Linked DNA regions of Homo sapiens: region 2 is linked to region 1. Evidence: chromatin loops called from intact Hi-C (ENCODE). Cell type or tissue: OCI-LY7. All regions are shown on one strand. Links, peaks and the distances in the headings refer to the core of each region. The heading gives the core; the rest is flanking DNA. Region 1 has its middle 25 kb from the start of DMRTA1. Region 2 has its middle 80 kb from the start of DMRTA1.

Region 1 (16,154 bases), core at 5,463-13,462:
AGTAAAGCTATAATGGGATAAGAAATAATGATAGGTGGTAAAGTAATAATTAATATAATATATTGTTGGCATGTAACATTAAAAGACATAACATGCACAATAATAGTACCAAAAAAGGAGAAATGGGAATAGAGTTATATAGAAGTAACATTTCTATGTATTATGGATATTAAGCTAGCATAATCCGAAGCTGATTCGGATAAATTAAAATGTATATGATAAACATTGGAGAAACCACTAAAAATGAGTAGCTCAAAAAGTGAGAAAATCATTAATGAAGCTAAAGTGAAACAAAAAGACATGAGGCCTATAGAAAAGGAAAAACAAAATGACAGACATAAATCTGGCAATATCAAGAATCAAATTAAATGGGAACTAACCCAGTTAAAAGGCAGAAATTGTCAGACTAGATTAAAAAACATGATCTAACTGTATGTCATTTACAGGAGAAGCATGTTAGATTCAAAAACACAAATAGATTGAAAATAAGAGGATGGGGCAGGTGTAGTGCCTTCTACCTGTAATCCCAGCATTTTTGAAGGCCAAAGTGGGCAGATTGCTTAAGCTCAGGAGTTCAAGACAAGACTGGGCAACATGGCGAAATTCCATCTCTACCATACATACAAAAATTAGCTGAGCATGGTGGTGCATGGCTATAGTCTCAACTACTTGGGAGGCTGAGGTGGGAGGATTATTTGAGCTGAAGAGGTCAAGGCTAGGGTAAGCTGTGATTGTGCTACTGCACTCCAGCCTGGACGACAGAGTGATATCCTGTCTTAAACAAAAAAATAGTAAGAGAACAGAAAAAAGATACGTTAGGCCAGCAGCAACACAGGAAAACTGGGGTAACTATACTAATACCGGACAAAATAGACCTTAATACAAAAGATAAAGTTATCAGAGATAAAGAGGAACTTCTTATAATAAAATTTTTAATCTAGCAAGATATATAACTATAATCAATGTGTATGCACCTAACAACTAATAGTAAAAAGTAACTACAGAGCATCAAAATATATAAGGCAAAAACTAACCAAATGAAGGAAGAAATAGACAATCAAAATAATTGTTGGAGACTTAGATATCCTGCTTTCACTAATAGGCAAAACAACTAAAGAGAAGATCAATAAAGAAACAGAAAACTTGAGCAACAGTATAAACCAACCAGACCTAACAAATACCCATAGAACATTCTACCCAACAACAGAATAGACATTCTACTCAAGTGAAAATAAATGAAATATTTCTTAGGATAAACCATATATTAGGCTATAAAACAAACATCAATAAATTTTAAAAGATAGAAGTAATATTATGTTCTCTGACTATAATACCATAACAAAAATTAATAATAAAGAGAAATTAAAGAAAATTACAAATATGTGGAAATCAAACAACACTCTCTAAAACAAGCAATGGGCCAAAAGAGAAATATCAAAAAGGAAACTAGAAGATATTTTGAGATGAATGAAACTAAAGACACAATGTGTCAAAACATGGGATGCAGCTAAAGCAATGTTTAGAGAAAAATTTATAGGTGGAAATGCCTATTAATCCAGGCTGAGTAACAGACCGAGTCTCCATCTCACAAAAATATATACAAGAAATGTCTCAAATTAATAACCTAAACTTCCGCTGAATAAAAGAGAGCAAAGTAAACCTAAAGTAAGGAGAAGGAAAGTTAAACATTACGATGGAAATTAATGAAATAGAGAATAGAAAATTAAATTTCTCAAAGTGATCAACAAAATTGGCAGCCTTTCCTAGTTTGACCAAAAGATAAAGATAAGACAAATTATTATAATCAGAAATAAAAGACTGGACATTACTACCAACCTTACATAAATAAAAAGGATTATAAATGAATACATTGAACAATTGTACACCAACAAATTAGATAACTTAAAAGAAATAAACGCTCTTAGAAAGACACAAACTACTGAAACTGATTCATGAAGAAATAAACGATCTGAATAGACCTAGGTGAAGATACTGAATTTATCATTTTTTAAAATAGCCACAAAGTATCCTAGGAAAATATGGCTTCACTGCTGATTTCTACTGAACATTCAAAGAAACTGTTCTTCACAAACTGTTCCAGAAAACAGAAGGGAACACCTCCCAACTCCCTTATTAAGGTCAGCATTACTCTGATGCCAAAATCAAAGATATTACAAGAAAAGAGAACTACAGATCAAAATTTCTTATGAATATAAATGCAAAAGTTCTCAACCAAATAACTAACATATGAAATCCAGCAGCATATTGTAAGAATTATAAATTATGACCAAGTGTGATTTATTTCAAGACGCAAGGTTGTTTTACATCTGATAATTTACAATCAATGTAAATTATCATATCAAAATAAATAAATCAAATGAGCATCTCAATAAATACAGAAAAAAAGCATTTGACAAAATTCAGCACCCTTTCATGATAAAAACACTCCACACGCTAGGAATAGAAGGAAATCTCAACTGGACAACGAACATTTACAAAAAATCCACAGTTAACATTATACTAATTGATGAATGACTGAATTTTTCTCCCTAGAATCAGGTACAAGACAAAGTAACCATCTTTAACACTTCTGTTTGACATTGCACCAGGACAATTAATCAAAAAGAAAAAATAAAACACACCCAGGTTGGAAAAAGAAAAACTAACAAAAACAAATTCTGTTTATAAACAGCAACACTGTGTACAGAAAAAATCCTAAAGAATCCACAAAAACACTATTATAATAAAGTTTCTCATCAACAAGTTTTCAGAATACAAGATCAATATGCAAAAATTAATTGTATTCCTACCAATTTGTAAAGAATAATCCAAAAATAAAAGAAAACAGTTCCATTTGCAATAATAAAAAATAGGAATAAATTTAACCAAAGAAATGCAAAACTTATGCTCTGAAAACTCAATAACATTTAAGCTTTTAATTGTTAAAGGAAAACTTGTTGACAGAAATTGTTGAGAAAAATTAAGGAAGGTCTAAATAAGTGGGACAGCATCCCGTATTCACAGACCAGAGACTTAACAATGGTAAAATGTTAATACACCTCAAACTAATCTATAGACTCAGTGAAATTCCTATAAAAATACCAGCTGATGTTTTAATTGAGAAACTGATTCTAAAATTTTTATGGAATTGCAAGAGGACCAGAAGAGCCTAAACAATCCTTCAAAAATGAAGCAGAAAAATGAAGGAAGATTCACACTTCCAAAGTTCGAAAATAACAAAACAGCAATCAGACAGTGTGTTACTGCTATAAAGAGACATATGTAGATCAGTGGAAGAGAATCGAGCGTCCAGAAGTAAACTCAAATGCCTAATGAGAAACTGATATTTGACAAAGGTGTCAAAACCATTCAAAGAAGGAAGAATAGTTTTTTTCAGCCAATTGTGCTAAAACAAATAGCTACAAGCAAAACAATATGCATAAAAATTAACTCATTTCTGGCATGAAGAAGATATAAAGTTGACTCATTATTGATAGCAGTTTAGTATAGCTGATTACAGTTCCTAAATGTTTATATCTCCAATAAAATGGTTATGATCTTTCCAAATATATGAGTTTACAAACAATAAAAGATATTGATTTAATAAGGTATAATGCCTAACGCAGAGTCTCCAATGAATGGAAACATGGGGTTCTTTTAAACAAATCAGGTTCCTAGTTACCAGGAGCTTAGTATTTGGTACGTAATTAGGGTAGTAATAAAGTATTGTTGATGCAAAATATGAAAAGATAAATAGAAAATTACCTTTATAAATCTAAAACTGCAAAGTGAGCACTAAGGTCCTTATTTTTTCCTTTTATGTCTCGATAATTTTTATCTTGGAATAAAATACAATTTGAATGCAGTGATAGGGAGTTTGTCAAGCATGGTGGCAAGGTCATCTCTCACACAATAGATTCTGGAGTCAGACTTCCTATGTGTCAATCATACTTCCATTATTCTACTAGCTGAAGAGTAAGACAAGATTTTTCATCAGAAAATGGGTATGAACATAATAATTCCCCCTTTATTAAGTTATTGATAGGATACAATTACTGGTACATATTAAATACTCAATAAATAATAGTAATTGATATTTTCTTTTTCTTTAAGGTTCACCAGAGAAAAATACTGGCCTGTATCATTACATAAGTCTGATCAAAATTAGCATTTTGTTATGACTAATTTCAGTTAATGAATACAAGGAACAACCATCTGTTTTCTCTAAAATTTTAGCTCATTTTGTGACTTATATGTTATGCTGAAGGTGAGAGGAGATCTACAGTACAATTTTTCTTCAGCAATAAAAATTATTTTTATAGAAGTCATTCAAATAATGTAATTTGAACAGTGACTGTAACTAAGATACCATGCAAGTGCTATTGCAAGCACTTTTAGCAACAATTTTAAAGCTGCAGATGCAAAATTTTAATGACCAGTGTTTAAAATAATATTAACGAGTAAACTCCAACAAAAATATTTGCAATAATAAACAGAAAAATGTGAATTGGAAGGATAAATTATATACTGCAATAAATTGAGCCCAAAGAAACAGATTGTTCCATAAACTATAAGTGAAAGCATTCTGGCCGGTGATGTTCCAAGCTGTTATTCCAAAAAGATAACTCCTAATGCCATTGAATAAACATCGTTAGTCTTTAAGTTCTGCCATTTGTCATATGATGATTATAATTCTCAAGCACTATTTTTCCTGTCATTATCTTCCCCATTATATTCATCTTCATCATTATCATTGTTATGATTGCCATTTTCTCCATTAGCCAAGTATTTTAAATATTCAAAATTTCTCCATATCCAAAATATATTTTGTTCAGAGTTGCATAAATATAATCCAAGTCATTCATTGACAGAGCGAAATGTCTAAAAATATTTGGACCAAATCTCCAGCATAACTAAATCCTCAAATCAAGACCCCAGTAACTCACATAGTGAGCTTGAAAATCAGAAATCAAAATGTCAGACAGCTTCATTTGGCAATCATACACCTATGAACAATATTCCTGGTCTTGTGCTTCCAGGTCAAAGACAGGACTATATTTTCCCTCCTCCTGCTTTAAAATGTTTTAAAATGGCTTTAATTTGCTTGTGTCAATGAAATGTGACTGAAAATGATGCCTACTACATCCAGGCAGAAGGATTTAAAAACCAACTCATCATATTTTTTCCTCACAACCACAGAGGTCAGTAATACTCCACTCAAAACCAGACAGTAGCTGATTCATTAAAGTAGTCACTGTTAAATCAAAAGGAATGTGACCAAAATTAGCTACAATGCGGCCAAATATATCTTCCATTTTAACAAACATAAAAGACTTTAATTCACCTAAGAGTAGAAAACAATTTTCAGATTGAACTAAAATATGAACCAAGTCTATATTGTATACAAAGATACTACTAAAACAAGTTGATGTAGAAAGTAGATGGGATGCGGTGACTCACACCTGTAGTCCCAGCAATTTGGGAGGCCAAGGTAGGGGGATTGCTTGAGGCTAGGAGTTCGGGACCAGTCTGGGCAACATAACAAGATCCCATCTCTTAAAAAAAAAAAAAAATAGCAGGGCATGGCGGTGCTTGCCTGTAAGTCCTTGCTACTCAGGAGGCTAAGGCAGGAAGAGCTTGTGAGCCCAGGAGTTCAAGGCTGCAGTGAGCCATAATTGCACCACTGTACTCCAGCCTGGGTGACAGAGCAAGACTCTGCCTCTAAAAAACAGAGAGGAAATAATAGTGAAAGGCATACCATACAAATATGCACACAAAAAAATGAAAGGTAAAGGAATTGTGATACTACTATCAAATGAATCAGCAGAGGTGAAATAATTCAGGCCAAAGTGTTAAAAGTTAAAAAAAAAAATTCAAAAAGGGCACTTTTGAAAATAATTTTAAATGGTACAAATCACAATGAATATATTACAGTCATTAAAATCGAGACATCTCATAATATAGCAACAATTTTTTTTTTTTTTTGAGACAGAGTTTCACTCTTGTTGCCCAGGCTGGAGTGCAATGGCAAGATCTCAGCTCACTGTAACCTCTGCCTCCAGGTTCAAGCAATTCTCCTGCCTAAGCCTCCAGAGTAGCTGGGATAACAGGCATGCACCACCATACCCAGCTAATTTTGTATTTTTAGTAGAGACGGGGTTTCTCCATGTTGGTCAGGCTGGTCTCGAACTCCCAACCTCAGGTGATCCACCCGCCTTGGCCTCCCAAAGTGCTGGGATTACAGGCGTGAGCTACCATCCCTGGCCCCAACAATTTAAAAGTACAAAATAATCCAGGAAATATGTGGAAAGCTAGAAATGTATTAGCAAGGGATAAGAATAAAATAAACATCTATTTGCTTATATTTGCAGGAAAAAACTAAGTATACAAAAGAAACTAATATAAAGGACTAAAAAGGAAGCACATCTTTTATTGTATGTATTTTTATGTTTTTTGATTTTTTTCAAGCAAGTTCATGTTAACAGGTAAAAAATAAAGCAGTTGGTTAGTTATATAATTCATCGAGCTAAAATGGTTGTCATTACCATAGAGGCTTTACGTTCCAAGCACTTTTCTTATATATTTATCTTTGTCTGACTCTCTGATTGCAATTTTCACAGAACAATACAACTCTTTTCATGGAAAGAAAAGGTCATAATTTTCCCTTTTCGTTTCCAGATTTTGGAAAGCAACATCTCCATCCAAAAGCCCATGAGTTATCAATGCTATCAATCCCATATGTCCTTTGAGGTGTGAGGTCTCAGCCAGGAAGATGAGTCTTACGCGCCTCTATATTTGTAGACATGACAGACAAAGTATTTCAAACAAGTCCATGATGTGGTTTTATGTTTTTGACATCAGCCCACCAGGTTTGCCTGTCCTGCCTAATGTGTGCGAAAATGTTTTATCCAATTCTGACATTTCTCGAAGTGATTTCATCAGTAGTGCCTCTGGAGGACCAAATGAAAGCCTCTAGTTTAACTAGAACTAGAGGCAATGACAGTAGCAAGCCTCGGGCAATTCCTGCTCTTGGAATGTTAAAGGTCAGTGTTAAAATTTATAACATATTGTTATCTAACATTAACACTTCCACTGATATATTCTCAAAAAAATGCCACTTTGATGGGCCTAAATCAAAGTTTGTTTCATGATCTGGGCTCTTAAAAGTGTTCCTTCATCGCAAGCAGAGTAGTCAGTCAAGCCATTGGAATATTTATGCAGACATATCCACAGGTGTGAATTAGTTGGTTCTATGGTTCTGAGCACAGGTGACATGCCAGATTTGGAAGAACAGATTGCTTTAGCTGTGACTCTAATTATAACTTATTTGGTAGTCTTTATCCTACTTACTCGCACATAGTATTTTATAAACAGATGTGTCATGTAAAGGGGGTATGATCACATATACCATTAGTGCCACTCAGGTACAATGTATTTTTTTTAATTAGAAACAAACAAGTGGCAGAGCGTACACAATCTCTTAAAGTCTCATCTGTTCCACAGAGGAGACTATGCTTAGGCTGGGCATAGCTACATTGCATATAACACAGAAGAGCAACAGGAAAGAATTCCACCTCCGTAACCTTCCACATAGAGGGAAAGGAGCAAAGTAGTACTGCAGGGAAAAGCTAGGCCACCAAAAACCAGTAGTGGCTTCCTGGTGAGGGAAGTGGCTCTGTTAGAAATAGCTGGGGTGGGGCAGGGAGCCTCAGTCTCTGGTATCAGCCTGTTCTTCTATTGAATTAACTCAGACCTACTGAGCTGGTTTCTTGCTAAACTACCAAAAAGTAAGAAGAAATGCACCTCTATGGCCATCCACTGCCATTTCCTCTCCTTGAAATGCCTGGAGCACATTTACCTCATTGGATACAACACAACATCGTGCAGGCAACATTTGCAAAGTGTAGACATCGAGGTTAAGGCTGAGCTTTTCAGTGGTATCTACTTCTCTCATTCCCACAGCTCTCCCCTTCAGATACAAATACCTTCTGCTCCTCCCCCTACCAAGCCCTACTTTCAGAAAGGGCTTTATAACTGCTCAGCACAATGCCTCAGACATAACAGGTATATAATAATGGCTTCCTATTTAATATGATGAAGGCCATGACCGCTTATTCAAAGCTCAAAAGATAATTATTTCAATGCTCTTCTCAATCACCTTTCAGTTAATATGATCTCTTGAGTTTGAGAAGTTTGAGAAAATCGCATCCAACCTGGAGACCATTAAAAAAGAGGTTGGTGTGGCAAACACCAACTGGGTTACCTGGATGGGTAATATTTACACATTTGCTTGTAAATTAAATAAAAATGTATACTATCCCTTTTGCTTTTACTTATGTTGGGAAATAGTAATTTTATGTAAATTACTGGCTTACTGTGCTCTGGGAATTGATTTCCTATAAATGCAAATACTATTGTAGTCTTTACCTAATTCGATTTTGCAAGAAATGGGAAGGGGGGGAACTTACCTATTTAAAGGGCTAGGGTGCCTTCCTTTTAGTTAAAGCAACTCTTGGTAACAACAAAAATGTATTTTGTTTCTAGACAGTAATTTGGCGTTTTATTACAGCTTGCCAATGTGATACAACAGTTGGGCATGCTGGCTCTGCCTTAGCACATTTATTGCATTATACAGCAAGAAAACAGAATTTCCTCTGCAGGCAAACAGTGGTATCTGTGTTTTCTTCACCAAGATATTTAATTTGGACATGTTTTAAAATAAAATCTAAATGTAATTTTACAATTTAGTGGGCAAGTATTTTTATATAATATTTATATATTATACATAAGATACCTTCTGTTCTTCCCCCAATTAAGCCCCATTTATATAGTACATGTAAATATATTTATACATAACATTTAAATGTATTATATTTGCCCACCAAATTATAAATTACATTTATATATGTTTTATATACCCAAATATGCACACACACAGATATATATATATACACATACACAGATGCATATATATTTGAATATACATGTACATACATTCACTTATATAAATGTGTGTGTATATGGTATGTTCAAATATATAATACACATATATTTAAAAGAAAGAAAATATGGAAGAATGTAAACTAGATGTAAACTGGTTTTATGCTTTGAGTGATCTAGGCCTAAGTCTAAGTTTTACATCACACACTGGTTAGGACAGCTTGGGAGAATTACTTAACCTTTCTCAGATTGTTTACTCATTTATAAAATTGGGATAAGTATTCTCCTCAAGATATTTGAAAGGATTAATAAAATTTAATGAAATGTCTAATATAAAGTGTTCAGCACAAGTAAGGATCCATCCTCCTGGAGCACCAATCAATAAGGAAGGCCAACGTGTCACTGGAATAAATTGGAAGTTTGATACAAGTTAAATCCAGCTGCCTAAAAACGTTCCTTGTGTAATTGGACATCTGCGGTATTTCAATTCGCACAGAAGTAGACAGCGCCCTCAAGTGGAAATTTTAAAAATCACTCCTCATAGAGCTGACCCATTCTGAGCAAGGTGTAAATGGCATAGTACAACCATGAACACATACCCAGGATGAAAACACAGGTAGCTGACGTTACCTAAGGTCTGCAGCCACCTCCATCCGAAAACCTGAAGCACAAAGTTGTGTGGTGTAGCGCAATTTTCCAATGACAAATGAGTTGTTTTATCATCTCAATTGTAAATATTTTTAAAATCACAGATTTCATTTACAGAATTGTAATGCTGCTCATTGTTGAAGAAATTGACATAGATGTATTATTACTGACTACTTAATCTACCTCCTTTCCAGTCAACAATCCTCAGGGCTAGGTGTTATTATTATTCTAATTGTCAGATGAGGAGATTGGGGCATTGAAAAAATCAACTTTGTTAATCAAGATCAAACAAAAAGTAGCAAAATCAAGAGTTAAATCTTACATCCTTGCTTTTGGCTCCAGTGTCACCCAATGCATCTTGCAGTTCAGAAAATCAGAAAATGGAGAAAGAACAAAACCCCAGAGAAATGGGAAATGCTTTGCTAACAGAAAAGGGAGACAAAAGAAAGTTCAAAGACAGTCTAAACAAAATCTTAAGCTCCCACAAATTTGTCCGTGTGAGTTGTCTTTTTCCTCAGGGTGAAAGCGACAAAAACGAACGCTGTTGTAATTACTTTATCGAATAAATCTCTTATTTGGAACATCAATATTTAATTTTTATTAATAGAAAACAAGATTCTAACTGGCAAATTAAAAAAATACTAAGTTTATATTTTTAAAACATCAGATTTAAGGAACTCCATTTTGACTGTGATGTCAAATTTGTTTACAGCCTGGCCAACTGGACGTGTTTACTAAATGTTAATTTATTGCCACCTGCTTTTGTCCTCAAAGGTCATTTCTGTATTTCTCTATAGCCCAGAATATTGTTTTATGCATGCTGCATATTAGATTAAAAAATCAGTTAATATTAATGGATGAATTAAGAACCCTCTCTGGCTACTCAGTTCCTAAATTCCTGGGAATATTTTTAATACTAAAGGCTCTCTTTTGCTATGGGAGGCAAAAATTGAGAAGAAATATTTCTTGCTTGTTTGGAGCCATTACTCAACAAAGAATGGGAGTGGAATAAGTACTGAAGTAATTCTTTAATGTCAGCCATGACACTGCAAACCTTGGTCTTCCGAATTAAAATTAGTGCAGTCTAATGCTGACCCTAATCATTCTCATGTATCTGAGCCTGAGACAGTATTTTTGTATTAAGTAAATTAAGTGATTAACTCTGTTATTTTGAAAAAATTTTAAAGCTCAGAGTTTCTTAATTTTTTTTTTTTTTTTTTTTTTTTTTTTTTTGAGATGGAGTCTTATTTTGTCGCCAGGCTGGAGTGCAGTGGTGCGATCTTAGCTCACCTCAATCTCCACCTCCCGGGTTCAAGCGATTCTGTTGTCTCAGCCTCCTGAGTAGCTGGGACTACAGGCGCCCGCCACCACACCCAGCTAATTTTTTGTATTTTTAGTAGAGACGGGGTTTCACCGTGTTAGCCAGGATGGTATCGATCTCTTGAACTCGGCCTCCCAAAGTGGTGGGATTTCAGGCATGAGCCACCATGTGCGACCCTTGAAATTTTTAAAGAAATGAAACCTTACAGATTATATTCATACACCTGTTACACTCACCAGTTCCATTTCCTTCCTTTTCTAGAGGTAACTGATATGGTTATTATAGCCAGTCCATATGTTTGTACTTTTATTATATATCTACCCATAAAAAATATATTCTAAGTTCTGTATTTTAGCTTAATTTTCATGAATAGAATTGTAGTATACACAATTATTTCATGAGATGTTCTTTCTAATCAGCAGTTTTCTCTTCAGATTTATCCGTATTGATACATAAAGATCCAACTAGTTCATTAAAACTGTTGGTTATTTGGCCAATTTTATTGATTAATAGTGTTTACATATCCTGAATAGATATTTTTGTATGTTATATATGTAGTTTCTAATGTCTTCGGTTATTTTGTATTTTATTGTTAAAATTTTTAATTTTACTATAGTTCTGTTTTGGTAAAAAAAAATATTTTCATCCCCCTTAGATATAAAGATAGTCACATTGTCTTCTAATAATCGGAAAGTTCTGTTTTTAACATACAGGCCTTTATTCTATCTGGGATTTACTTTTGTGAATAGCATGATGATGTACCAGATATGTACCTTTATCCTTCCAGATCAACTCTTCTTCCCCATCCACTCTGTATCCCAGAAGGTTGACCTGTACAGACAAATCAAAATATCTTGTCACCTCCAGCTTCCATTTGGGATTAATCAGTGAGGAATCCAAGCAAATTGGGAGAAGGGAGAAGGTGAGGACATGACTCTATAGAATAAGTAGAACATAACTGAAGAAAACCAATTGAAATGTTTATCAACACATCTCAACAGACTCTCAGCAGCACCAGGCAATTTCCATCATCAGTTCACTCTTTTAATCTCCAAGATAACTATTACACGCCTTCTTTCTCCTCTTCTCATTTTTAGTTTGTGCTTTCACCTCCAATTTTACTGAAAAAAATATAAGCACTTAAAGGAGAAATGGTTCATATTTCATCATAAACCTACCAACCTTCTGCTTCTGTGCCTATACTCTTCGTTCCCCCTTATTACAATGGTTGTCTCTGCTCTTCTCTAAAGCCATCTCCTCTACTCGTCCCCAAAATCCCATTTCCTGTTACCACTAGAAGACTATACACCTGCCATTATTACTTCTCTGCATCATTGTCTCTACTGCATTATTCCTATAAACACACAAACATGCCATACTATTGTCCTTAGAAGAAAAACAAATGAAACTTCCTAGAATCCATGTATCTCTTCAGCTGCCATCCTAGTTCCCTGTTACCCTTTAAAAAAAGATTTTCAAACACATTAACTAAACTTTTGGTTTATTCTTCAACTCCCATTCTCTCCTTCAGTCCAATCAGGTTTTAGCCACCGTTACCCTACCAAATCTTTTCTTGTTAGGGGCACTTGACAATAAGATCGTCAGATTCAATGATCCATCTCAGTTCTCATCATATTAAACCTTTATTAGCAACAGACACAATTCATTATCCCCATTCCCTTTTTTTAATTTGGTTTCTAAGACAGTGTTTCCCCTATTTCAATAACCACTTCTTTTCGATATTCTTGGCTGGCCCCTCTTCTTCCTCACCTTTAAATGTTGGATGCTGAAGAACATCATTCTCCTGACTCTATCTATACTTTCTCCTTAATAAATCCTACACAAACCCATTGCTTTAAATATAATAACTTCCTAATTTATCTCTCGTTTTCCTACTAGTCCTCCGACTTCTAGCTTCATATATGTAACAGCTATGTGATACCTAAAGTTTGGATATCTAACAGATACCTTAAACTTAAAATGTAAAAAAAGAAAAAGTCAGCAAATAGAAAAATCACTTGCATTTTTGTTTGTTTTTTTTTTGGTTGGTTGGTTGGTTAGTTTTGTTTTTGACAGGGTTTTTGCTCTGTCACCCAGGCTGGAGTGCAGTGGTATGATCAGAGCTCACTCCTACCACCTCCCAGGTTTAACTGATTCTCCCACCTCAGCCCCACAAGTTGCCAGGACTACAGGTGTGGGCCACCAAGCCCAGCTAACTTTTGTATTTTCAGTAGAGATGGAGTCTCACCTTGTTGCCCAGGCTGGACTCAAATTCCTGGCCTTAAGTGATCTGCTGATCTTGGTCTCCCAAAGTCCTGGGATTACAGGCGCACACAATCTTTTAGGAGAAAAAAATGCAAGCATCACTCTTGGCACTTCTATTTCCATCATACCTCACACACAGTTCATCAATAATTTAAGCATTAATCCAACGACTTTTTATCACCTCCAGTCCTGGTCACAGCTCCAGTCCTGGTCAAAGCCACCATCAGTCCTCAGCTAGACTATTGAATAGCATAATTGTTCTCCCTGCTTCCTCTCTTGCACTGCAGAGCAGTTATTTCCTACAAAGTAATCAGACAAATCCCTGTGAAATGTAAACCCAGCCTTGACTTCCCTGCTCAGACTGTCCAGTGGCTTCTGAGACATCACACTAATTTAAATATTTCAGTTGATCACTGCTGCCACCAACACCATACTGATCTCTCTCCAACCTCTTTTATCACATTGTGTTTTAACCACACTGTTCATGCATACTGCAAGTAAAATTAGGCTTGTTCCTGTTTCCATCCTGTGTGCTTGTGGTTCTCCTTAGCCCCATACCTCTACATACCTGCCTTGCCATTTACTCCGTTGTGTTCAAATGCCATTGTATTAGTCTGTTCTCACACTGCTATAAAGATACTACCTGAGGCTGGGTAATTTAGAAACAAAAGAGATTGAATTAACTCACAGTTCTGCATGGCAGGGAGGCCTCAAGAAACTTAGAATCCTGGCAGAAGGTGAAGGGGAAGCAAGGCACGTCTTGCATGGCAACAGGAGAGAGAGAGAGGGAAAACTGCTACTTTTGAAACCATCAGATCTGGTGAGAACTCCCTCACTATCAAGAAAATAGCATGGGGGAAACAGTACCCATGATCCAATCACCCGCCACCAGTTCCCTCTCCTGACATGTGGGAATTACAATTCAAGATGACATTTGAGTGGGCACACAAAACCAAACCATATGAGCCATGTTCTCTGAAAAGGCTTTTTCTGACCACCCAAACTGAAATAGCCATTGCTGTCACTCTCCCAGCCACCAGCATTCTCTATTCTTTTATCTTGCTTTACTTTTCTTCATAACACTTAGCACTACCTGATATAGTTTATATTTACTTGTCTGTTTATTATCGGATCACACTAACTAGAACATCAATTTCACAAGGGCATGGATCCTGACAGTCTTCTCACTGTTGTATCCCCCAGTGCACAGAAGAATGCCTGGGATATAGAAGGTGTCAATAAATTCCTCACTGTATAAATGAATGAATCTTATCCTATAGTTCCATATATACTTGGGTAAGTTTCTATGACATTCTACTAACTTGATTATCTATACCTGATTGTCTATTACCACACTGTTAGTATAACTTTATAATTAGCCTAAACTATGACTATAATTACTGAATACTTACTATGTGCCATCTGATAAAAAAAATCTAATTGGATATCTAATAGGGAAATCTGATGTCTGATAGTAAAATTTTTTCTTTTCTTTTCCAGAACTGTTTTGTATCTGAGGTGGTTTTTTTTTTTTTGGCTTTTTATTTTATTTTCATATTGAGGCATCATACTCAACAAAAGTTCCTGAAATTTTTATTGGAATTGCATTGGATTTATAGGTTAATAAAACATATGTACATAAATGGGCCAGGTACTGCTCTAAATATCTTACATGTATTCATTCTTTTGGTCACCTGAGTGATCAAATGAAGGAGTATAAAATTATTAGCATTATACCCATTTAACTGATTTAATAGATGAAAGCCCAAAGAAGTTAAATAACTTACCTAAGGTTATTTGGCAAGTAAGGTGTGGAGGTGGAATTTGAACTCAAGTATTCTGGCTCTTCAGCTTTTATATCTAACAAAATGTCTCCCAAATTATTTTAGGAAGAATAGACAACTTTACTAATTGAGCATTGTACTTCTATTGAGCATTCTCCATAAATATTTATGTTCTTCCATAAGTATTTATTAAAGTTTTATTTTATGTTCTCTAGAAACATTTCATAATTTTTTTCAAGTTTTCATACGTATTTAGTTAACTTTGATCCTAGGCATTTTACAGTTTTTGTTGCTGTTATGAATGTTAATTTTTTTATTCTACTATGTTTTTCTAACTAGCTATTGTTTTTATATACATAGAAAATATATATATAAAATCAATAACTTCTCTCTGTATATATTATATATTTTTCTATATATATAAATCAAGAACTTTTCTATATATATTTATATATTTTTTCTATATATATTTTTATATATTCTATATTTATACATATTTTCTATATATTTATATATATTTTATATATATTTATATATATTTATATATTTTCTATATATATTTATATATATTTTTTATATATATATATATAGAGAGAGAGAGAGAGAGAAAAGTTACTGATTTTGTTTGTGTGTTGGGCTTATAACCAGCCATCTTGTTGAATTCTTTCCTTAGTTCTAGTTTCTCTTTGATTTTTTTATCATAGCAATTGAAAATATTGAGTTAATTTTCAACAATTATTCAATTTTTGTATTATACTGCATTGGCTAACACTTCTGGTACAATGCTCAATAGAAGCAGTATGAGTGACTCTTCTTGTCATATTTCTGACTTTAAGATCTCTCTAAAGAGTTGCCATTAAGTATGATGTTTGCTGCATTAAATTAAGGAAGTTCCCATTAAAGGCAGAAGCTGTTGGTTCTTTAATGAATAGGCATTTCCTTACAATTTTATTTGAGGTGGCAATGTGCTCAAATAAAACATACAATTTCTTAGAGCTACAGCAGGTGATGTGACACTACTCTTGTCATTGAGACATGAGCAAAGTTCTGCTGGAGATTTGTAGGATAGTTTTTCTTTCCTGATATAGGCACCACCAAGCCATGCTCTAGAGCCAATCCATGCTTGCCAAGATAACCTATGGTGTACATTTCTTCCCAAACCCCATTCAGTGACATCAGTTTGATAGCTTAAAATT
Region 2 (16,154 bases), core at 3,303-11,302, 58 kb before region 1:
TTTGCTACGCCTATCAACCTGTCATCTAGGTTTTAAGCCTCACATGCATTAGGTATTTGTCCTAATGCTCTCCCTCCCCTTGACCCCCACCACTTAACAGGCCCCAGTGCGTGTTGTTCCCCTCCCTGTGTCCATGTGTTCTCATTGTTCAACTCCCACCTAAGAGTGAGAACATGCAGTGTTTGGTTTTCTGTTCATGTGTTAGTTTGCTGAGGATGATGACTTCCAGCTTCATCCATGTCCCTGCAAAGGACATGAACTCATTATTTTTTATGGCTGCATAGTATTCCATGGTGCGTATGTACCACATTGTCTTTATCCACTCTATCATTGATGGACATTTGGGTTGGTTCCATGCCTTTGCTGTTGTAACTGGTGTTGCAATCAACATACGTGTGCATGTATCTTTATAGTAAAACGATTTCTATTCCTTTGGGTATATACCCCTAATGGAATTGCTAGGTCAAATGGTATTTCTAGTTGTAGATCCTTGAGGAATCACTACATTGTCTTCCAAAATGGTTGAACTAATTTACACGCCCATCAACTGTGTGAAAGTGTTCCTGTTTCTCCACAGCCTTGCCAGCATCTATTGTTTCCTGACTTTTTAATAATCGCCATTCTGACTGGTGTGAGATGGTATCTCATGGTGGTTTTGATTTGCATTTCTCTAATGATCAGTAATGTTCCAGCTTTTTTTCATATGTTTGTTGGCCACATAAATGTCTTATTTTGAGAAGTGTCTGTTCATAACCATTGCCCACTTTTTGATGGGGTTGTTTGTTTTTTTCTTGTAAATTTGTTTAAGTTCCTTGTAGATTCTGGATATTAGACCTTTGTCAGGTGGGAAGATTGCTAGAATTTTTTCCCATTCTGTATGTTGCCTGTTCGCTCTGATGCTAGTTTCTTTTGCTGTGCAGAAGCTGTTTAGTTTAATTAGATCCCATTTGTCCATTTTGGCTTCTGTTGAAATTGCTTTTGGTGTTTTAGTCATTAAGTCTTTGCCCATGCCTATGTCCTGAATGGTATTGCCTAGGTTTTCTTCTAGGGTTTTTATGGTTTTGGGTTTTACACTTATGTCTTTAATCCATCTTAAGTTAATTTTTGTATGAGGTTTAAGAAAGGGATCCAGTTTCTGTTTTCTGCATATGGCTAGCCAGTTTTCCCAGCACCATTTATTAAATAAAAAATGCTTTCCTCATTGCTTGTTTTTGTCAGGTTTGTCAAAGATGAGATGGTTCTAGATGTGTGGCATTATTTCTGAGGCCTCCATTCTGTTCCATTGGTCTGTATATCTGTTTTGGTACCAGCACCATGTTGTATTGGTTACTGTAGCCTTGTAGAAAACTTTTAAAACAAAAACAATTTATTCTCCCTCCCCCGAGAAATTAAGCAAAAGTGATCATTGCTGTTCACATACACACACACACACACACACACACACACACACACACACACACACCTGGTCTTTATATTCACACACACATATAATTTTCCATATTATGGCTTCACATTCCTTATAGTTATCGTTTAATATGAGTTAATTCCAAGGGCTGAAATCTATTCTATTCCTTCTGTTTTCTCTCATGAAGCCAGGAAATACCTATCACTATGTTTAAGTTACAATTGACAGATAATTATCAAAGTCTCAGTTTGTATAAAGCACTCTACTAGAAATTCAGATTCCAAAATGTGTAAATGAAATGACCCTTCTTCTTGGACCTCACATGGAATGAGTTGTCTGACACATGATTTGATAGAACAAAATACTGGAAAATGTGATTGACCTGAAAACCATATAAATTACCACAATCAACTCATCACAAGGCATCTGTTCTATAAGCTCCCATAGTCCAATTGGCAAGATGAAATACATACATGTAAAGAGAACTAAAAATATAATGTAAAATATGCTAAGTGCCAAAGTTGACAATTTGAACTACAGGAATTCGGATGTTTGAGATATTGGTATAGGCTGGCATAATCATGACAAACTTCATTGAAGAAAAGATTTTCTAATTGTGTTTCAAATAAAGAGTCTTATTTAAATGAACTATATGTTTTATGAATCTCCCTTTCTGTGTTCTCTTATTTTGAACAACTGTAATTCTTCAAACAGTCTCATTTTCAACTTTATTTTGTATTTTTTTTAATACTGGCATTTCCTAAGCTGGGATACCAAAGAATACTAGCTCATACGATGTTTCATACTCTCTCTCTCCCTCTTTCTTTCTCTCTGTCTCACACAGACACACGCACACACACACACACACACATGAGATCTGGGCACAGTTAAGTTTGAGCTAAATGTATTGCAAACTCTCGGATAATTATAAAGCTCATTAGCCATTTCAAAGGTCTAAAAATTCTCATAGCAAGTTAAATAAATTTGTTTAGTTTTATTTAACCTGGTGAATTCCACCGTGGACCCCATCTGTAATAAGATGCTATTAATATCCAGAGGATAGTAATTCATGGAATATACTGAGAAATAATACAAGAGAAAATTAAACAGGTTGCTATATATACTTCATATGTTGATTCTTAAAAATATAATTGGAGACTCTTCTACAACAAGCATGTGCTTTCAGTCTATATTTTATTAGTCCTATGATTATTAAAAAAAAAACCCTAATAATTCATGTTATTGTACTCCATCTTGTTTCAAAAACCATTTACTTCAATCACATAATTTTTAGCCACTCCAAAATTATAATATAATCTTTCATGATTCAAGTCATCCCATCCAGTTTAGTAGTTTATCACAGATAAATTTGTAACTAAAATAGTTTTAGTACTTTGAAAATTTTATGTCTAATTATTTCATGCCACATGCCATCTGAATCTTACCCTTCCTCACATGTCTTACAATATACCTAATTAAAAGTTTACTTTTTGTTGTCGGTGCTATAGATCATTCTTACGAAACAAAAGGAAAGAAAAATAAGAATGCAAAATAATTGTCCTACTCTATTTCTCTGATAATTTGATGTTATAATTTAAGTAGCTTCATAACTTCAGGCTTGAGACCTTAGGTTAATTCAGTAATATAGAATAAAGAGGAAAAACAAAAGGCCATAAATAAAAAGGGAAAGAAACTTCATATCTTGAATGGGATTCACAAGGCCTTTAAAAAGGGGAATGAGAATGATGGTTTCCAGCTTCATCCATGTCCCTATAAAGGACATGAACTCATCATTTTTATGGCTGCATAGTATTCCATGGTGTATATGTGCCACATTTTCTTAATCCAGTCTATCATTGTTGGACATTTGGGTTGGTTCCAAGTCTTTGCTATTGTGAATAATGCCACAATAAACATACATGTGCATGTGTCTTTATAGCAGCAATACTATCGCAAGGACAAAAAACCAAACACCGCATGTTCTCACTCACAGGTGGGAATTGAACAATGAGAACACTTGGACACAGGAAGGGGAACATCACACACCAGGGCCTGTTGTGGGGTGGGGGAGGAGGGAGGGATAGCATTAGGAGATATACCTAATGTAAATGACGAGTTAATGGGTGCAGCACACCAACATGGCACATGTATACATATGTAACAAACCTGCACGTTGTGCACATGTACCTTAAAACTTAAAGTATAATAAAAAATAAAAATAAAAATAAACTAAATCAACAGAAAAAGGGGACTGATACTAGGATATAGAAAAACAGAAAAACAGGCAAATGTACAAATGACTCTAAATGTTGGCTTCAGTTTCTCAGTTTCTGCTTTGTGAATTTATCCTATTGTTTAAGGACTAGCTTAAATATCATTCCTCTGAACTTAACATCATGACAGCACCCTCTACATCTCCCTCACTCCCTGGCCTAGCAAGAATACTCTCCTCCTCATCTGCCAAAGCACATAAAGCATTTTCTGTACTTTGGACTTACTTTTTCATTAGAATATTTTTCAGGTTGCATTACATATGGTGAAGTGTTTACTTGCCTGACACCACCAGACTGTCATATTTTTGGCTTCTTCTCCCCCTAGTGCCAGGACAGTGAGGCAAAGTGAAAAGAATGTGGACTTTAGAATAAAAGAGAACCAAGGTTCAATGACTACTTGGTGACTTACTAAATGCAAGACCTTCTCTCAATAACTTCAACTATATAATAAGAGTTTTTAATACCCCTCAGGATTGGAGAGATAATTAAATGAGAGAGCTTGTATGAACTTCCTAACATTTGGCAGAGATTTTGTAAATGGTAGTTATTATTAGCTTCTTTATAGTAGATATACTATGGGTTCTACGAAGAATGGAAGGAAAGGAATGGAAGGGAAGGGGAGGAGAGGGGAGGGAAGAGGAGGGGAGGGGAGGAGGGAGCCACCGAAGGAGAATGAGCAACGTGGTCCCGATTCCAATCACTCAGTTTTTGGTGCAGGTTCCTGTGTTTGATGAAGGTGGTTTAGGAGAGGAGGTGGGGTACTAGACAGGAAAGGAAATCTAGATATCAGCTTCATCTTGCATCATAAGTTCAAAACACTACTGGAATAAGTGGGGAAGATGAGAGTACTGAAAATTAGGTGGCAAAATCCAATGTTTGTTGGTAGCAAAAGAAAGTGATAAGAGTAACACAGAATCTCGACTATGCAGACTGGCTTCCAGATTCTGCATCTGAGTACATAAACTAATCCCAAGGTGGTGGGGGTGTGGTAAAGCTACAAATATGTCTATCCAGATGGGCTTGGAAATCAGATTCTGTTTAAGCCTGTATCTGGGAGCAGTTGGTAAATACAGTTGCAATAGGAATCTGGGAGAATCAGACACAGAAAAACAAGATAAAGGCTCAAAGCTGAGGGATGTGTCCAGAAACAGACATTGAAAAGTCCAAGATTTCCTGAGATGGAGTCACAGTGTGGGAGAGAGTTCTATTTTTTTTTCCATTTTGGAGAATGAACCCCTTAAAATGCCCTTGCTCACCTCTTAATCCCCAGGGCAGGCCAGAGATCTGATCCCCCAGGCCGCATATTGGGAGCTTATTCAATCATCAAAGAGTTTTCCAAGTTCATCATGATATCAAACTAGAATCCAACAGTCCCCATAAATGCCCCAGGCTTTCCCATGTCAATCTAGGATCAAATTAATAGACATTCCTATACGGTGGCAGGGAGCTATAAACTTCTCTGTGGCTTTAACAAATGCCAGGGGGTTTTGCATAGCCCGGGAGCAAGTTTCTTGCAGCTTCTTTTAAGAGGAGATGAGTCACAGAGGTGAATAGCACAAGTGGGAAGAAATGTTTGGAAGGAAAATGATTGGCAAAATGCTGAAGAGGGAAGTACTGATGGAAAGGTTGCAGGGATGAGGTGAAGAAACACAGTGAAGTAAGAAGAAATTGTAATTTTCACAAATTTTGAATGGCAATTGGCATGAAAATATTTTCATATGTTTGAAGTATAATACTTAAGTTGAGGTCACGAAATGAAATTAACCAGCTTCCCCAAACTGATACTGAATATATAATCAACTGCTCATTAATTCTGAGGCTGGAAGAAGGGAAGTGAAAATGCTAAAGCATGATTAACCCAAACTAAATTAGAGGGAAATAGGACACTTGCCCATTTTAATTTGAGCTTGTGGCTTAGCTACTACGTGGTGACCTTTGCACTGCTGTTCCTTTTACAGAAGCTTCCAATGAACGACTCTTCATAGCTGTGTAGGTATTTTTTTTTCTAAAGGGAAATATCAGAAGACTGTCTCTTTAGCGTTATTTTAATTATACTCTGCTTGAAAGTATTGTGCATGTGTGAATCTTGTGATCATGATCTTAATTAGGATCATATTTAGATTCAGACTCAAATTGAACTAGATAATCGTTTCCATTACCTGGAATTTGATATAAGGAGTGAGGTTTGTACCAGTTGTATTGGGAGCATTGTGCAAACCTAGGACCTTATTAGGGATGTGTTTTTTCTGCCTCTGCCTGGTTTCCTTCACTTTTCTGAAACCTGATGTGGGTGTGCACAGGGGGCAAAAAGAACATCTTGTAAATGTGCCAGCCACTTTGTGGGGGTGGGTGGGGTGGGGAAAGGGTGGCATCATGAGAATAGAGACCATATTTTCCAAACATAGTTGAACTTGACTGTGCACTAATGAAAGTTGCATTCTCTTTCAGGGGGCCGTTGTGGCCAATGAGATTCATTGTTTCCACCAGTCTTATTTGGCCCAGCATTCTATTGAAATAAGGGTCATAGTTTTGCCTGAAATATTGAAGTATTTTACATAAGGAAATTTGATATGGCTAGAAAAGAAATAATTGATTCTGTCTCAAGAAGATGTAAAAGATTATGCTGCCTGAGATCATCTACTCAGGAAAATATTTCTCTAGTTTAAAAATCACATATAGCTTGTAAGTGGCCAGTAGCTCTGAGGGGATTTTCTGTATTAATATATTGTTTTTCCTTTTAAAGGTGACGAAAAATGAATTTCTAAAGGTTTGTTTCCTTGCTGTCCAGAAGGTTGATACAAAAGAGAAGTCCAGTAATGCCCCTCTGTGGCAAAAGCACGGCATCACAGAACTTCCTTACACAGCATGAAGAAACAAAGCCATTTCAAGCTCACTTGGTCTCTCCATTTATAAACTAGGTGTTTTAAAATTGAACAGCCAAAATAGAAACAATCTACATTAAACCCAGCAACACAAATGATTAATAAGTGTATAATATGTTTAAATAAATCCAACCACTGCAAAAAGCTTCTACATATTCAGAAAATGCTAAAGGGGCAGAATTTTAAAAGCATCAGCTTTTAATGTATAGAAAGGCTAACTCATTACTTACATAACTTACAGAAACCCATATTCTTCAGCATGAAAAACAGTCCTTTAAAGGGGCATCGATAATGCATACAATGAGAAACAGTGGATTTATATTCTTTGTTTAATTCTTAGAACCTTAAATTCTAAATAACTTTAAAAAGTTGTAGAGAAGTACCATACTGCCTTGGAGACATTCATGCTGTAGTCTCAAAAAATTAGTTTGATTAGTGAATATATAGAGGCAGCTTCAGACAGCCCGTTAATCAGAATGGAGAATGTTAGCGGCATGGCCATTCTGTCTGTATACTTTGTCTTTGTAAATGGTATTCCTTAAGGAAGGAAGGAAGGAAGGAAGGAAGGAAGGAAGGAAGGAAGGAAGGAAAGAAAGGTGGGTCACTACTCTCCTCTGTCAGCAGAAGAGTAGGATGCTGGACAACAACTAGCTGTATATGCTGCACCCATAGTGACACAGAGAGTGCATGCTGACACTCTACTCTGGCAAGAGAGGCCCTCTGTGATGTGGCCTCAACTCACTTCTTCGGTTTCACCTTCTCACCTCTCCTGACCCTCATAACACAAGTTTCTTACAAACTAATAGTTTCTCCACATGTAACACACCATTCCATACCTCTAAGGTCTCTGCCCATGAATTTCCTGTCCCCATATTTCTCTTAGCTAATTAAGAGTTGTCATTGAAAAGTGGGCTCATGTGCACCATGCTCCTAGAAAGCATTCCTCACTCTCCATACTAAATGACAACATCCTCCTCTCTGCTCCGTTACTACCTGTCTTATACTTGTCATTACATTTTTCATATTATAAAGATGCTCCTCTACTCAGCAAATGCTCAGGTTACGATTCAATAATGTGAGAAAAGGGATATAACAAAGGAAAACAATGTCAAGTTGAACCATCATCTCTAAGGCATGATTAATAGTGCTCTTAGTTTAGATATTGCCTTTGAATAAGTAAGTTGATGGCTTGTTATATATCCATTGTATTTGAAGCACTGTTTTTTTATACATTTACCTGTAATAAAAAATAAAATTTGAAATAGAAACATCCATATTTACAGTTTCCAAGAAGATGGAAAAGAGGAGTTAAGTTTAATCTAATTAACACAATGTCCACAATTGAGAGATAAAATGTAAATATATAGGTAAATGTATATATGTATATACAAGTCATTTAGAGCAAATGTAAATGTAGATATGTATATACAAGTCATTTTGAACAAATGAACTTATGTAAATAATATATTCCTTAGAATCTATTTTTTGTAAGTAAAAATAAGTATTTATACTGAAACATTCTATTTGTTTGACTCTTTCCTTTATGAAACTGCAAGATCCATGTCTTAACTCAAGATCCTTAGTTTCCTTAACTCAAGATCCATGACTTATTCTTCCTTCTATTTCTGCACCCAATACAATGCCTGGTATGCAAAAGTGTTTCGAACTGCTTAGAAATGCTTTCATGGAATCTCACCCGGGTCACATCAGAAGAACTTACGTAGTTTCACCGTCTTTCTTCTCACAGCATCACCAATGGCAGTTTTCAGAAAATATTTGTTCTCCCTGAGTTTAGCTGTCTCATAAAAGTAAAAATCTGAGAATCAATAAATTAAACCAAGCTGTCAAATGTACTAATGAGGTTAGGTAGTGGAATTTTCTAATATTAATGCATATGTTTCTGCAAATACAAGTCCTGTTTTCTCAAAGTAGGAGAAAGAACTAAAATGCTCAGCCTGCCTCACAGCCACATAATCACATGATCTAGGCGCTACCAATTAGGTCTTCCATGGAAGACGTTTCGTTCACACCTGAGCATGATGAGGGCAGCATTGGAGGCACCTGGATTTTGGAGGCATCACTGGATACAAGTTGAATTCCTAATGCAGAGTTGACATTGTCGCTGGTATCATTAGTAGTGGCAGAAAAATATAGTTCCCGAAATATTCTGCTTGATGGTTTCAACAGAACAGACAATGGTTCAAGCTTAGTATAGTATTGGCCTCAAATCTGTTCCACCAGAACTCCCAGAAAATCTGAGAGCTCTCTGATATATTGTAATAAATGATCCTCAAAGTGTGGTCCAGAACCAACAGCATCAGCATCGCCTGGAAACTTGTAAGGAATTTAAACCATAGGGTTCCATTCTAGACCTACTGAATCTGTGTTTAAATAAGTTTTCCAAGTGATTATGACGCATGCTCAAGTTTGAGAATTCTTTTTCATCCGTTTGCAACTAAGACCCCTGATTGGCTTATCAACCAATCACTGCCTTCATTTGTTAGGAGGATGCATTTCGCTGGGCAACCTAATTAAAGGCCAATACAACTACTAAGGCTCATAGAAACCTTGGTAGTTGGCAGATTCAAAGAAAAACTAGAAAGAGATCAGAATATATTTTATTTGGAAATAAATGAAAACAAACTAAAATGCATTTCAATACCTTTTATTCTGAGTTCATAAAGTGAAACTTTTATAGAAGGCTGTGTTATTGTGGTTTGTTTTTATTTATTTGACTTAATTGCTTACACTTGTAAATGAAAGAATTTGTTGAAATTTTATTATTATGTGCCTTCTAAAGCACTTGGCTTTGTCTAGAGTCTGAGAAAATTATTTAATTCAGTCACATTTTTCTATTGTAGAATCAAAAATTAGAATGTGAAAAGTAAAAAGGGAAGGTAATTTTGATATTTTAACTTTAACTATCTGAGCGTGTTGTTAACTAATATTTGAAAGAGATGATTATAAATTTACTTCCAAGTTGAAAGGTAAATGGAGAACCCGTCTGCCTTGAAACATCCTACACGCTTGTCATTTGTCTTTAATTTCCTTATTAATGATCATAAAATCTCAGGCTATAAGAGATATCACAAGTTATCCCATTAAGCTATCTTTTAAAATGTTGTATTTACAACATCTCTATCAATAGTAGCTCAGTCTAATCTCACATCCTCACTAAGAAAAACAAACTACATTTTGGAGACGGTACCCTCTTTGGACAGTTCTGATTTTAAAAAGTTATTTCTTATATTGAGATGCCATCTTTCTATCTTTAACTTAGACCAATTAATCTTACGTCTTCCAAAATTACACCAGAAATTTTCAAATGTCAACAATTTAAATACTTGTATATGATGCCCTTGGTATACCCTATTCTTGTCTGTAGGTCATACAGAACTTATTCCCTAAAGTTCAAGGTCTGAACTCTCTTCACACAAAAGACTTTGAAGTCTCTTTACATCCAGGCTTTTCTGGATGTGTTTTAATTTGTCTAGTTACCTATCAGTACATTCTCACTGTTAAATCTAAGCAGTCTTTAAAAAGGTGAGCCTGTGTCCATCTTCATTCTAGATTCTATTTATTTAATTGACTAATCCCCACAACCCACATCAGCTTTGGGCACATTCACATCATGTTGTTGATTTCTAAAAATATGACTGTCATCTAATACCTCTAAGCATTTTCACGCATTCTTCCCAGAAGCTATAATTTCTTCATCCTCTGCAGTTGTGTTTCTGTTTTTTGACCCAAGTAGAGGACCTCACATTTGTCCCTGTTAAATTTCATTATGTTATATCAGCTTAAAATGTTCCAGCCTGTCAAGATCTTTTGGAATCTTAATTCTTTCATCCAACACATTCTGTGTCCCTCTCAGCTTCGCCATCTGCAAATCTGACGAGATTTCAGTCGTTACAGTTTTATTCAAGCCACTAATTCTAAAATGAGTGAATAGGATGAGACTAGGGGCATAGCCCTGAGGTTGTCAATAGAAATTTCTCCCCAGATGAATGCATATCTATAAATCAGGTCCTTTAGTTAATGTTCTGTCATGTCTAGTTCACTTAACTGTAAGGACTCTAAATTTATACTTATTCTTTTTATCCATGAAAATGTATGATACACTTCGCTAAATGAATTATAGAAGTATAAATAGTCCATGTCAAATGATTTATCTCCAATATAATAACTCTATCAAAGAAAGATTTGGGGTAACTCTGCTTCATTTGCTTAGTGACCATGCAGTGATCCCTAGTGACTATCACTTCCTATCACTAGCCAGGATTCTAAGATTAGAGAAATCTTTTCAGTTATATTATTTAGTCTTGTGATGAAACTGTAATGGCACTGGGCTGGGCATGGTAGCTCAGGTCCGTAGTCCCAGCACTTTGGGAGGCCAAGGCGGGCAAATCATGTGAGGCCAGGAGTTCGAGACCACCCTGGCCAACATGGTGAAACCCAAGCCCTGAATTTACTAAAACTACAAAAATTAGCAGGGTGTGGTGGCCCACGCCTGTAACCCCAGCTACTTGGGAGGCTGAGGCACAAAAATCGCTTCAAATCAAGAGGCAGAGGTTGCAGTCAGCCAAGATCACGCCACTGCACTCCAGCCTCGGTGACAGAGTGAGACTCTGTCTCACAATAAAAAAAAAAAAAAGAAAAAAAAAAAGAAATTGTAATGACACTAAAAGATGATATGCCAGTAAATAATCTTCACCTTTTTAAAACAGTAAAATCTATTCTTTAATTAAGCTTAAAAATATATGTAATATATGAATAAAATATATGTGTAGATATATATGTATATATACATAAAAACTTTTTTAAAGTAGAATTTTTCGATTGAAATTAGAGTTAGGGGTGCAGTACCAGAGTCTCACTGGTTTGAAGCTCCAGATCCCTGCATCTGTCCATCAGGCTTCCCCATAGAATCCCTCACAAGTCTCAAAAAAAGTTTAAAAAGCACTGCTTTAAGCCATTTTTAGCCATTTTACCAACATGTGAATTAGTTTGTAAGTCAATTATCTAAGAAAGAGCTAGATGTGAGCAGTGCCTTTTAAAAAGTACATTTTGATAAGACAGAGGAAAGGGGATATAGGCAGAAAATGAAAACAAAGATTATGGCCAACCTCTCCAGTTCTTCAAGGGAATGGCAAGGTAAAACTCCTCTGAATTTTCTGACTGACTGACAAAAATGACCAGCAAGCCAACATATCCCTTCAGATTTTAACCACGGACTTGCTTCATACATGATAGGAAGAGGCTTTATACAATTACAAGGCAAATGTGTAATGCAAATTTTCACATGAACACTAGAACAAACACTTCTACAATAACTATAAATGAATTGGAATTGTTTGCCTGTAACGTAAAGTGGAAGATAAAGTGAGAAATAATTATGTACATTTGAAATTCAAACATAATCCTTTATAACAGTTACATAACTATTTTATTTGATAGACATTTATTGGAACTTGTGCCAGGCACCCAATTAGGAACTTTGAAAAAGGTAGCTAACTTCATTAGGCAGGGCACAACCTAGTGAGATACACATGAGGAAGCCAAAACTCAGAGCAGCCAAGTTTCTTATCCAAGTTTACAAACTAGTAAAAAGTACAATCAGAATTTAAACCCAAATAAGACCTGGTCCTAATTCGTAAGAAGCTCCCTCTCTAATCAAAGAGATAATTATGTAAATAATCAGTTGCATAGATTATCGATTCATACTGACAGCTCTCCTACTTTAAACAGGTCTTTCATCACCACGCTTGAGAGAAGCATGGAAAACAGAAGAAAGAGCAGGCATCAACCAGGAAAATCTACTCACACACTTAGGAGAGGCAGGTGACAGTTGCCATCCTATAAAGAAAACAGCAAGTACATTTCCCTCACGTTCTATGTGTTTGAAGTACTGTCACCTAATAGGCAGCTGTACTGAAGTACGCTTACAACATCTGGTTTTAAAATAACTTGCCAGAGAACGAATTTCAAGATTCTACTCTTAAACATCTCCAAGGCTCTTGCTAATGCTGTGGTCCTGGAAATGCTAAAGAGCTATTAAATCATGTTTATGTCAATGGCAGCTCTTAAAGCCTTGGTTAATTTTTTTCATGGCAGCAAAGGGAAAGAAACAGGAACAGAATTTGGCATCAGTACATCACTAGCTTCCTTACCGTGCCAACAAGCCTGACTTGAAGCATTTGTAAAGGTTTTCAGCTGCTGCAGACCACCTCCTTATACTCAGCAGATGGTTTGAGCAGCAGTCGAAGCAACAGAGGCCGTTTTAGGCTTCAGGAAATGTAGCAGGTGTTGTGGATTCCAAAAGAAAATTATGCCCAACTTTGCCTTTTATTGTTTTCTTCTCCCTTGATGTGTGAGATATTTCCTACCCATCTCTTGCTTCTGTCTGCACTTAACATGATGGTAGAAATGTCAATGAACTGGTGAAAAGGTTAGAAATATGATTGCATAGCATTAAAGAACACTTCTGAGTATCTTATGCAAAATGCTGACAGAATTCTGTATGTAACCGTATTTTCCACTTAAGAGCTTATAGTATTTCCTCCTGTGAATGCACAAGTTCACATTCCTATAATATAGAGTTTGACTTAGGAGTAATCTCACAGAATTTGAGACCAAAGGTGTTTTAATGAATAGGTACAAGACAGTTTGGGAAAGTAGTTTTAGAGAAATTAGAGATAGAATTAAATTTAAAAAACTAGTATTTAAGGCTCTTGAATTACAGCCTCTTCTCTGTGTGTCATTGTGCTCAAACAAGAGAAATTGTTTGATACCCCTTTCTCCTGATTTTCCTCCTTTTCTGGCCACTCCCCGCTGTGGTCCTCATTTTTCTGTCCCTCATTAATTTTCATATTATGTGGGGTTCTACTCTTGGGTCCCAATGTTTGGTGTACTATGATTTTCTCTGTTAATGTCATATGGATCTCTGGCTTAAACTAATATGCTAATGATGGCCAGGATAGTCTTTTGTTCTGGATCCACGTAACTAGCCAACTCAAAGCAATGGATCTCAACTTTAAACTCCTTCTGTTCCCTCTCCCCAGACCAAATCTAACCTTGTTTCCAAGTTTACTAATCACATTCCACTCAGTCTTCCAAGCCAGAAACCTGGAAGTTAGACTACACTTCTCTCTCCCTTCACCCCAAACTAAATATGTCATCAAAGTTTGTCAGGTTTACCACTGAAATACATCTGAATTTTTTTTTTAATTTGTACAGTCATTGCTCAGGCCCTCTGCTCTTCTTGCTTGGATTGTGCCACTTGTCTCACCTGTTCACAGTTTATTCCCTTTCTATTTTATCTAAAAGGTAATCCAACCATGTTACTTTCATACTTTTCTTTCACAGTTTTCCATAGTCATTATAATAGAGCCCCAACTTCTCTACTTTTCCCAACACTCATGAACTCTACCTAAGCCATACTGAACTACTTAGTTTCTTTTATGTTCTAATTTATTTTATCTTTCCACGCTATTTCTTCTGACTCAAATTAGATGTCTTCTGGCAAGACACAGTGGTTCATGCCTATAATCCCAGATATTGGAAGGACAACATATGATGTTTGCTTCAGGCTAGTAGTTTGAGACCAGCCTGAGTAACAAAGTAAGACCCTGTCTCTACAAAAAATATTTAAAATTAGCCAGGTGTGGTGGTATGCACCTGTAGTCATTTAGTCCCATGTGCTAGGCTGGCTGAGGCAGGATAATCACTTGAGCCCAGGAGTTCAAGGCTGCAGTGAGCTATGATTGCCACTGCGTTCCAGTCTGGGCAACAGAGTGAGACTCTGTCTTCCCCACAGCCCCCCCAAAAGATAGTTATCTTTCTTCTGGATAGCTTCATTACTTTGGGAGCTTCTCCATCAAAGCCAATAACCCAAAAAACTGGGAGAAGTATGAATAGAAGGCTAGTAAACCACATGGGTTGTAGGGGGCACAGATCATAGTCTAGTTCTCAATGATGCCTCATACTAGTTGTGTAATCTTGGGCAAGTGTTCTCATTCTCTCTCTGTCTTGTGTTTCTCATCCACAAAGTGAAATTAATAATAGTTTATATAGATTCAGATTATTGTGAGGCTGAAATGACAACACATGCAAAATGTTTATAAGGAAGCCTGGCATATTCAAAGTGTACAGTGAGCCATTGGTGCTACTATTGTCATGATTGGCTTACATTTTTGTGAGGTCCTTGAAGCTGGGGTGCATGACCTTTACCTCCATACAACAGTGCCAGGTACATAGTGAGTACTCAATATATGCTTTTATGAATGGGTTAACATATTTCTTTGACAATGTTTGGTGATATTCGTCAATTACATTCAAGCTTCTTTGAAAGAAAGATGGTCAGCTTTTTCAGTTTACTACTGTTTTGATAGTGGATCTTAAAAAAGCCTAAGATGCTTTATAATGTTGCAAACAAAAAGATGCTCTCTCTTTAAAATTGGATTGAAAAAAAATTAGATATCTCTTGAGCCCTCATTAGTTATTTTTTCTCTGTTATTACCTGGAAGCTTATTCTAAATTCTTAGATTTTATATATTATATCTTGTTTCATCATTTAGTTTATAATTTATTTTAAAACATATATGTACTGTGTACTAAATATTTCATTATGGAAAATAGTCTTCCCACTGGTCAATAGCTTTTATGATATTACATAGATTAGCTATTGCCTAGGAAGATGTAGGAAGAGTAGAATTTGAAGATGATGAACTCATACATGCTCAACTTCCCAAACCACAGGATAAAATGGCATAATATAAAAATACCAGATTCCTATTGATAATACATAGTAAAAAAAGAATAAAAATTATAGCAAGTACCTAACACACAGCCAAGCATACCGCAGTAAATGTTAATGGTACTCAAATCTAGAGCCCCTGCCACACCGAATGATTTTTTGAAAAGCCTCTATCAAATTCTATGGCAATAATAGTGTTCATGTACTTTGCAGGTGCACCATTTACTTGTCTTTAAAGAGCTTATTTCAATTGCTGAAGTCCACTGAACCGAAAGTAGTCAACAGAATACAATTTGTCTAACATTAGCCTTCAGTGTATGTAATTAAGGTGTTGATGCTGAACTGTTGGTGTTTATCACATTAGCTGGAAAGCAAACAGACATCTCCATTAGAATGTTAGACTGGTCTAATCACTGATATAAAGAGACCCTCATATAAGCAAACACCCTGTTAAAAAAATCAATTTATTGACTAAAATGTTAATTTATTAAACAAATGCATAGGTCCTATTATAATCTATGCTAGCCTAATTAAATCTAAATTATGTAAACTAATTAGAATAACTATAAAAACACTTATTTCAGATTTGTTAAGAGAAAAATTGACAATATGTTAATAGACTTCTTAATATAAACTCTTTCTCTGAGCTAGATAACGGTAATTTTTGTTAATATAATCATTAGTATCATTTTCAAACTACATATATAGAGCCTCATCATCAAAAAAATAACCTTATAACACCATAATTAGAATGATGATAGTGGTCCAGTGAATGACATTAAGGAGAGATGATCAATCATATTTCATGGTTGCCCTAGTTCTTCATATGCCCCTATTGG

The links. Hi-C counts contacts between places; a loop is a spot of excess contacts. Peaks named below come from ENCODE experiments on the same cell type or tissue, not always from the same donor. Only the 100,000 strongest peaks of a DNase experiment are listed, where the experiment ranks them.
Region 2: it touches region 1 in a loop (4-fold over the local background); 3 of 110 quality-filtered maps call a loop at or near these places.

What each region holds. Positions count from the first base shown.
Region 1 is chr9:22,463,435-22,479,588 of GRCh38, reverse strand. No RefSeq gene overlaps it. Among named protein-coding and RNA genes, the nearest start is that of DMRTA1, 25 kb to the right of the region's middle. In OCI-LY7, for the core only: CTCF peaks have their summits at 9,222 and 9,453 (motif pointing left); a DNase peak (open chromatin) is centred at 9,448; H3K27ac peaks cover 1,472 bases.
Region 2 is chr9:22,519,037-22,535,190 of GRCh38, reverse strand. No RefSeq gene overlaps it. Among named protein-coding and RNA genes, the nearest start is that of DMRTA1, 80 kb to the right of the region's middle. In OCI-LY7, for the core only: CTCF peaks have their summits at 6,302 and 6,502; DNase peaks (open chromatin) are centred at 5,580 and 6,510; H3K4me3 peaks cover 2,110 bases; H3K27ac peaks cover 2,237 bases.